2 separate regions of the Homo sapiens genome follow, and region 2 is linked to region 1. A link is an interaction called in ENCODE POLR2A ChIA-PET data of the cell type or tissue named here. Cell type or tissue: MCF 10A. All regions are shown on one strand.

What was found. Peaks named below come from ENCODE experiments on the same cell type or tissue, not always from the same donor. Only the 100,000 strongest peaks of a DNase experiment are listed, where the experiment ranks them.
Region 2: POLR2A ChIA-PET joins it to region 1 with 8 read pairs; 4 of 35 experiments call an interaction of 5 or more read pairs at or near these places.

The regions. Positions count from the first base shown.
Region 1 is chr3:171,284,168-171,289,167 of GRCh38, reverse strand. The region is part of intron 2 of TNIK (TRAF2 and NCK interacting kinase); the gene reads left to right. Among named protein-coding and RNA genes, the nearest start is that of TNIK, 170 kb to the left of the region's middle. RefSeq lists an enhancer at 3,763-3,822. In MCF 10A, no CTCF peak of the experiment used is centred here; DNase peaks (open chromatin) are centred at 2,107, 4,247 and 4,657.
Region 2 is chr3:171,336,769-171,341,768 of GRCh38, reverse strand. The region is part of intron 2 of TNIK (TRAF2 and NCK interacting kinase); the gene reads left to right. Among named protein-coding and RNA genes, the nearest start is that of TNIK, 120 kb to the left of the region's middle. In MCF 10A, no CTCF peak of the experiment used is centred here; a DNase peak (open chromatin) is centred at 2,008.

The DNA.
Region 1 (5,000 bases):
ACCATTTTTTCATTCTTACCCCCACTTCATCTACTTCTTGAGCTAATGAGCTATTTGTGAAGCTTCCCTTATGCCTCTTGAACTGCTTCTGCTGCTCTCGGAAGTGTGCTTAGAATGAGAACATATACATTATAATTTAAATTATTGGATCAGTTGAACAATTCGTCCCTGCAGGTCAAATTCTTCAATTGTGATCAATCCCTATGAGTCAAATTCAAATTTAATTTTTTAAATGTTTTTTTTCAAAAAGATTTCATTTCATTCTACTTCTCCAAATAGATAAATGTTTATTTCAAGAAACACTGCCAAATATTGTTAGTGCTTCAAATCTGCCAGCCATTGACTTTTTTTTTTTTTTTTGAGATGGAGTCTTGCTCTGTCATCCACGCTGGAGTGCAGTGGTGCAATCTCAGCTCACTGCAACCTCCACCTCCCACGTTCAAGTAATTCTCCTGCCTCAGCCTCTCAAGTAGCTGGGACTACAGGCACACACCACCACACCAGGCTAATTTTTTGTATTTTTAGTAGAGACGGGGTTTTACCATGTTAGCCAGGATGGTCTTGATCTCCTGACCTTGTGATCTGCCCTCCCCAGCCTCCCAAAATGCTGGGATTACAGGCGTGAGCCACCGCACTCGGCCAGCCATTGACTTCTTGAAGCAGCATAATTTGTTGTCCGTGGCTCCTGAATGTTCCTCATGCCACCAGCCCTTATGGTGGATAGTACAACACCAATGTATTCCTTGGAAATCTGGGATCATCTGGAAAGTTCGTTTCTGTGGGTCAGACTTTTAATTGATTGTTCAACTGATCATTCCACCCAAATATTTTCTTTTTTTTTTTTTTTAAATTATACTTTAAGTTTTAGGGTACATGTGCACATTGTGCAGGTTAGTTACATATGTATACATGTGCCATGCTGGTGCGCTGCACCCACTAACTCGTCATCTAGCATTAGGTATATCTCCCAATGCTATCCCTCCCCCCTCCCCCCTCCCCACCACAGTCCCCAGAGTGTGATATTCCCCTTCCTGTGTCCATGTGATCTCATTGTTCAATTCCCACCTATGAGTGAGAATATGTGGTGTTTGGTTTTTTGTTCTTGCAATAGTTTACTGAGAATGATGGTTTCCAATTTCATCCATGTCCCTACAAAGGACATGAACTCATCATTTTTTATGGCTGCATAGTATTCCATGGCGTATATGTGCCACATTTTCTTGATCCAGACTATCATTGTTGGACATTTGGGTTGGTTCCAAGTCTTTGCTATTGTGAATAATGCCGCAATAAACATACGTGTGCATGTGTCTTTATAGCAGCATCCTGTTTTGAAATGACTAGCCTGGTTCTACCATTCACTTCAAGCATCATTTGAACAATTTGGCCCTTTATATATCAAATAAATGTAAAGGAAGGAGTTCACTGACTTTGATGATCTTAAATAGTTTTGTCAGTACTGTAAATACTGATCTCGAATAAAATACTAAATGAAATTCAAGACCTTAGTTGACCTGCTATTGCACTAGATTTGTTTGGAATCAAAACTTATAGTCTTTTAAAGCCATATCACTGTAAAATAGAGTAAAATCTCCAGTAAAGTTCTAGATTATTCATAACACATAGTGGAAATTGTTAGGAGACTTCCATGCCATTACTCCAAGTTAAAGCCAACATTCTAAGTTAAAGCCAAGTATCCTGTTGGAATCCTGTTGGATTCAGGTTGTGCACAGCTGGGGTGACCTTCTTAAATGTTCTTATTCTAGAGTTTGCATTAAAAGCAAAGGAAAAGCTGCAAAAATAGTTGATTAGATACATCTGAGTCCACATTTTAGATATATTGAATTTGAAAAGAATCAATGATAAAAATAGGACTTGACAACATAACTAATAGTTGAAAATTTTCTTAACAATGAAAATGAGAATTTTTGTTCAATTTTGAGGGTTTTTTTTGTTGTTTCTGTTTTTGTTTTGTTTTGAGTTTTTCAGTTGGCCTATGGGAAGAAATATTTGCAGCAGCATATAATACCCAGAATAATCTTGAACTTGCCCTGAGGACTGTAGGGAAAACCCCTACTTGCCTTAGCATGTTCTTGGAAACAATACCACAAAGTGATTTATGTTTTTCTATGAGAACAACATTGTGAAAGCAGCATCTTTTCTGACCAAAGACTTGGCATCATATAAACCATCTTACCAACAGTACGCCATAAAAACAGATATGAATACAAAAAGTAAAATTCTAGCATCATAAACCTAAGTTAAAGAAGGTTTAAATTGCTGTAGCAATTGATCATTACAAGAGGACTCCCTGACTATAACAGCACACAGAGCTCTTCAAACTACAACATTGTGTCATAAATGAGATTGTGTAAATAGAAGTACCTTGCATAACCCTGGCTGGTAACTGGTATCAGGTAATGTTGATTGAGAACAAATATTAAATATCTGTTTGCTCTCCAAGGTGACATTTCTGCCTCTAAAGTTTTATGTTTCAATTTACAATGTCTACTTCTTGTTTGTTTGTTTTCTTGAGACAGAGTCTTGCTCTGTTGCCCAAGCTGGAGTGCAGGGGCATAATCTCAGTTCACTGCAACCTCTGCATCCTGGGTTCAAGTGATTCTTGTGCCTCAGCTTCCCCAGTAGCTGAGATTACAGGTGTGCATCAACACACCCAGCTAATTTTTGTATTTTTAGTAGAGATGGCGTTTCACCATGTTGCCCAGGCTGTACAATATATACTCTTATATTCTTAGACTATGAAAAATGACTTAAATTGTGGAGAAGTATGGGAAGACCTTCTTCTTCCAGAGATACCTGAATAGATCCTTCCCTATTGAATTTCCATGTAACGAGTCAGGGCATTCATGAATTGTCCTATTTTCAGTTAGTTTTCTAAGTACTATAGTAGGGACTCCTCAGATATCTGTTACAGTGGTGGATGAAGAAGGAGGAGAAGGAGAAGTTTTTAAAGTATAATAGCTAACCTAATCTTTTGTCTCTTCCACCATCTTTAGTTAATTCAGATGTTCTCCTTCAATGGCTCATCATCAGACATATACCCCTCTCCCCTCTCTCCCCAGCAAAGGCTAACCAGGAAATATGGAATAGTATTTATTTTGCCATAGGGTGTACTAGACATCTCCCAAGAATGCTAAGATAGGATAAGGCTGTATCCTCCTGATCCTTCAGGATGAGCAGGCCAAACCATCAAATGATCAAATTCCAGAATAGCCAATTTGCCCCGAAGTGATTTTGGTAAAGAATCCATTTGGAATAGTATTTCTCAACTCTCCGACTACATCAGAATCACCAAGGCCTGGGGCCTGCCCCAGACACTGATCCAGTTGTTCTGTGGCGAGATGGCAGTTAAAAAAACACACAAGAACTTTCAAGTGATTGTAATATACAGCCAGAGTTGAGAACAATTGGGCCAGAGCTTTCTTATCTGCCAAATAATGGAAGGCAGAATGGAGGAATAGGGGTTAATTTTATTAACATCTAATAAATTGATTTAAAATGAAAATGGGTGCCTCTTAATAATAATAATACTGATTTGGTGTTTATCATCTTACAGGCACTGTACACACATGAACACATTTAAACTGTGCCACAGCCTTCACTGTATAGGTGAGAAAACAGTCCTGAGTGTCAATTAACTTAGTCATAACAATATAGCTGCTGGCATTAGGATCCAGCTCTACTTCGGAAAAGCTCATCAGTTTCCACTCTACCACACCACCTCTACACTTTTACTTTCTCATCTACGTTTTTCTTTGAGGAGATGCAGTTAAAGTCAGGCAAGCTAACATATATTACCACTGATAACAAATTCAGCAGCCTAAGTATTGCTGAGGAATTTAAGTGGCTGATGTGTTTGTTCCAGTCTTGGGTAGAAATGATACATTATCAACAATTTATTTATTTATTAACAATTTATAAAGAAAACAGTTTTATCAAAAAATTATCAGCTTGAATTTTATGAATGAAGACAGATGATTCCTGTCCATGGAAAATAAATAGTCTGTATCCTTTAAATAATTTAAGGCACATTTCTTGCTAATATTCTGGGTCCACCTATGTCTTGCATTGAAAAAGTATTTACCTAATATCTTAAAGCAGGGCTATGATAACTTAGTTCTCAAGGAAAGAAGGTTTTAAAAATAATTTTCTCTGCTCTCCATTTCTCTTACTGTAAGCATGTGGCAAAGTCTTGGCATCTGCTCAGAATAAATTTTCTGCTTCCTTTCTGTCTTTTAGTCAGCGCACGCTTTCTCTGAGTTCTCCCCCTTACTCCTTCCCTGCTTTAGTAATCTACAGGAAACCAGACCTTACTAATTTGAGTGCTTGCTCTTAGAATTACTTATTACTGTATTAATACATATTTGCTAGAGTTTGTGGAGGATTTGTATTGCTCTAGGTGCTAATAAAAATGTGTAAAAGACAGGCCCCTTAAATAATGTGCAATTTTGAGGGAAACAACAAAGGCAAAAGGATTTCTTTGGGACTGGCTATTTGCAATAAATTGCTCATTTGATTTTATTTTTTATTTTTTTTTTAGCATGCAGGAGGTTTATTAAGAAATGCAATGACGGCAGGATTGGCCAGAGAGAGAAGTCAAGACATGATGCATTCTCAATGGAATGCCTCAGCTGACCATGTGGGGAGTTCTAAAGACGGACTGATGATTCAGAGTGCCCCATGTTGATTTATCAGTAATTTGTTTTGAGCTGCCCTGGAAAGCGGGTGTGAAGTTGGTTGAGAAGGCCCCAGATTTCTCATTTTAAAATGCTGCATGTGAGAGGACATTTTTCACAAAGAACTACTAAATTAAAAAATTGGGGAATAGAACCCTACTATGAACGGAGTGTGTTTCTTCTATTCAGGCACATATTTTTGCCTAATATCCAGATGCTGTTTCCAAAGCTATTTTTTCATGAAATTGTGTTGCTCTAGAATGCTCAATGGTTCTCAAATTTTAGTGTGCATCAGAATCTTAA
Region 2 (5,000 bases), 53 kb before region 1:
CTCCTATTAGACTGTAACTGCCATAAGGATAAAGACTAGGCTACTACCACTGCGTAGACCAGTGCCTGATACAGGGTATGTGTTTAGTGAATGTTTGTAAAATGATCACGTTATTTTTTGGGCTTTTGTTTCCGCATAATGCCTTGGGCTTTCTGCCACATCTGCACAGCACTTGTACTATTATTCTCTTACTTAAAAAACAAAAAACAAAAAGCTGAGATGAAATTTACATACAGCAAAATATATGGCTTTTTTTTTTTTTTTTTTTTTTTTTTTTTTTTTTTTTTTTTTTTTTTTGAGACAGAGTCTCGCTCTGTCGGCCAGGCTGGAGTGCAGTGGTGCAATCTTGGCTCACTACAACCTCTGCCTCCTGGGTTCAAGCGATTCTCCTGCCTCAGCCTCCCAAATAGCTACGATTACAGCCTGTGCCACCAGACCTGGCTAATTTTTGTATTTTTAGTAGAGAAGGGGTTTCACCATGTTAGCCAGTCTGGTCTCGAACTCCTGACCTAAAGTGATCCACCTGCCTCGGCCTCCCAAAGTGCTGGGATTATAGGCATGAGTCACTGTGCCCGGCCCAAAATATGTGATTCTTAAGTGTACATTGTAGTGGATTTGATACAGGTACTTGTACTATACTAACAAAATAGATTTATTTAAATTGACTCTTTTTGTCCCATTTACAACTGCATTAATAGCCATAAGCTCATGGTTTTGTAGTCTGTTATATATTTTCCAATGAATATTAAAATCAGTAACCCCTAGCTACCTCTCCAATAGCTCTCTTCTTCCATCCTTTCAGAATTTTGTTCTTGGAGGAGAACAGCTTACTTATTTCCAAATTTGTAGGCTTTTTTTTTTTCCCTCCCAAATACCAAGAGTCCTCAGGTCATTGTGTTGAAACAGACAGAGGAGTGACTTTTGGACCACAGAAGAGTTTGAGAGATTGTTTCAATTGGACTGCCTGTTTTCTTGTTTTTCTGTTTTCCAGGACAACTTTGGAAGAAGCTGACTGCTTTGAAATCAATTCGGTACACTTCAAAAATTAACTTGCTCCATAGGCATTTGTGGTACACCAGTTAAACACAGAGTTCTGTGTTAGGCACTAAAAGAATATCCTTAGAAAGCTAGCTGATAGGTAGCCTTGTGGGAGAAAGGAGTAAAGTCCACGAGTAAGTATAATCAACAAGGCACGATGCAGGGCACTTCAGAAGACTTGAGTTGTGTGCCATGGGATCAGGCAGTACCCTACTTCAGTCTGTAGATTTGTTCACTAACTTGAAATGGGAGTAAATTAAAATTCAAACTGCACTCATCCTGTTTATGTATTCGGTTTACTGATAATCACAGGTTAGTAATTCAGATCTCAATGGCTGAGATGTTTGGGCTAAGTATTGTCAAGGGATTGTCATATCTGCTTTAGAACTGGTTTACAATACTACACTCATTTTATTTACATTACAAAAGTAATGAATGCTTATTGTGGAAATGTAGAAATATGTAGAAAAATGAAAATGAAAATCCTTAATCACTCATAGTCCAACTGCCTAGAGACTATTGCTGGCCTTTTTGTTAAAAATACATTTTCCCATGGTTAGGATCATACTTCATGTAAAGTATTGTAACTTTAAAAATATTAGCATTTTTTTCATGTCATCAAATATTCTTTATAATATTTTAATGGTAGAATCGAAGTAGATTGTATGTATCTACTGTCCTTTACATGACAGTTTTATCATGCATTCCAATTTCTTGCTGTTATATCTTTGAACATAAATCTCTATGAATTTTTCATAATTTGTGTATATAATTATATGGACACTATTTCTAGATATAACTAGGCTCAAACCAATTAACACAGCCTAATAAGGCAGAGGCAGACTGGGAGGGGCTGGAAACCGGCCCATGAGCTGGTGTATGCCAACAAACACACCTTGCAGGTGCTGCCAGAAGGCCTCGTCTGGCAGCCAAGGCACACAATCTGAAAATTACAGCAACAGACCGGATTCTGGTAGCACTTGGCATCAGGACATCCAGAGAGCTTGTGGAGTTTCCCAAGAAGTCTGCTTAGATGTCTTAAGACTGAGAAAAGAGGGAGGAAGTCTAGTGAGAAGCAGCCTGGCCATCAGCCAGCCTGGGATTCAGCTGAAGGACCTCGGTCTGTTCAACCCACAAGCATTGAGGGGCTACTGTGTACCAGCACTGTGCTGGGAGCTTGGGATACTTCCACAAACAGACGCAGATCTCTGCCTTCATGGAATGCATATTCTAATGACGAAAAGCTTCCATGGATGGGGACTGACAAAAGCGAAGTGGCATTCTGGTTCTAGAGGAACTGGATATTGAGTATATTCAAGATAGACTCAGGTAAAGGGAACAAGGCAGAGGCCAGTGATCAGCACTGGCTTCTCTAATGAACTGAGCTGAATATCAGAGTGGACACATGGCTAGAGCCACACTCATGGCAAGGATGACTTATCAAGTCTCAGAGTAGAGCCTACAAGTGCATCTTTCTGGCCTAAGGCCATATTAGTCCAAACAGTGAAGATTTGCCTCAGCCCACACATGGCAGGTTCAGGGCTGACACCTGAATTTTTACACCTGGTTGTAGGAGATGGGAGGTAACTTAGTGCCAATGAGTGAAATGGAGAAAACAGAAATGTGTATTTAGCCCTCTGACTAGCATGTATTATATTAGGTTGTTAATAAAGGTTTGTTAAAGGGATGCATGAATTTAGGAGAAAAGAAAGACGAACATCATGGGGAAGGCATGGGAGACAGAAAATAATACTAATTGATGTAGCATAGTCATTATGAGCTTGGGCAGAGTCAGACAGTCCTAGATTCAAACGTTAGCTCTTCCATTCTCTGTCTTCAGTTTCCTCACCTGTAAATTGGGCTAATAATAGTACCTTCTGCACTGTACGGTAGTTAGGCAATTCCTATAAAGAGATAAGCACACTTAGGGCCGGGCATGGTGGTTGATACCTGTAATCCCGGCACTTTGGGAGGCCAAGGCAAGTGAATTCCCTGGGGTCAGGAGTTTGAGACCCTTGGGCAACATGATGAAATCCTGTCTCTACTAAAAATACAAAAAAAAAAAAAAAAACAACTTAGCTGAGCATGGTGGTACATGCCTGTAGTCCCAGTGACTTGGGAGGCTGAGGCACGAGAATCACTTGAACCTAGGAAGCAGAGGTTGCAGTGAGCTGAGATCATGCCACTGTACTCCAGCCTGGGCAATAGAGCGAGACATTGTCTCCAACAGAAAAAATAATAAAAAAGAGTTAAGCACATTTCTTGGCACACATAGTAAGCATTCAATAAATTTTAGCTAATAAAAGTAATGTTTAATGTTTGGCTTTTGGGGGATATTAACATATTACACATTCTCTGGTGAGGTTCAGCTTTCTTAACGTCATGAACCTAGAAAACTGGGAAAAATTACTTTCATAAGGATGGTGGGATTTCATATATACACACACCCCTATACATGTCACTTTTGTTGTTGTTGTTACTGAAATGAGGGCTTCTCCAGTTTAGAAATGAGGCAATGAAGAGTGGAAGGATTAACATAAATAATCTTAAAAAAATTGTTGGTTGATTGGAAATCAAAGACTTGGAGTGGGGAGCCATAAGAGGAAGATATCTTCCCGCAATCCACATTACCATTATAATTACCGAAATATAGGTCCACGTAGAAGAGCCTGGTAAAATTAAGAGATTCAAAGGTACGTAGTTTCGATTAAGCTGCTAAATAGCTTCATTCTTCAATCGTGGTTAGAACAGCTTCTCTCCCTTCTGCTTATGCTAGGATGGTATAAGACAAAAAGATCTAGAGCTAGGGTTCTCTATCAGTTTCCTATTTTGTTTGGGCTTCTGCTCATTGGAGCACTATTTATCCTGAGGGCATTTGTAGTTCTCCCTCTGGGCAAAGTCTAGAAATCTTTTCTGCCTCCTGAAAATCTGTTGCTTGCATGGTAATCTTGAGAAAATATTTCTAGAAGTGAATGAAATGGCCAGGCACTTCATTTAAGCAGATTATCTTCTACCTTCTTTGACTATGGAACTCAGGCCTGGATAAATATTCTATTAGGAAAGGTGTGATCACAGAAGATCCAGTCAGCAGGTAAGAAGTATATGTAATACACATCTATCGTTATGGATAAGGAACAGTAAGTGGGAATAAGGGAGCAGAAGTTTCATGGAAAGTCTTGCTGACCAACCTCAAGAATGAAATATGGCATTGTAACTATATCCGCCCAAATAGGATGCCCAGGCTTAAACCGTATTTACATGCAAAGGCGTCCCACAGTGCCCAGTATTACTGTTTCTTTATTCAACGTTTGGACCTCATGTCCCTTCCTCATCTTTGCTTATCTGAGGTCTTTTGCTTTCTCCCTGTTCAAAACCTGCTTTCCGTTCCTCTTGCGACTTCCTCTGTCCAGGAAGCACAGACTATCACTCCATTCTCACTTGGAGGCTCTTACCTTCTCTCCTTCCAGCTAAGGGGTATTCGTGTCTTTGTTTTTCTTCATAGGAACTTCCTGCCTGGCATGAGATTGCCATGGATGCCTGGTGGCCAGGCTTGCCTTTGAGCTGTGATAATGCTGATCTCCTGGAGTCCTGTTAGTGCACAGCACACTTTTACGTTCTCTTTCATGTTTGGTTGGCACAAAGTGCTCTGGGGTGGGCAGTAGGTACTTCATTATCCTCATTTTATAGTCATGAAACTGGCTTAGAGAGGTGAGGCTGTGGGGAAGAGGTGAAGCTGTGTCAGAATCCAGAGGCTTCCACAGGGAAAGGAGCTCTTGTGTTTCTCATCCCCACTAGGATTCCAGGGAGCATGAAGCTCCCTGCCAAAGGGCTGTGCTGTTAAAATGAACAAAAAGGAAAGTTGAGGTCTTACTTTAGAGCACTGCATTAGAGCAGTAACCCTACTTCTACCTCACTTTGCTGACCTTAAACATGATATTTATTTGGTATCACAATTGGAACTG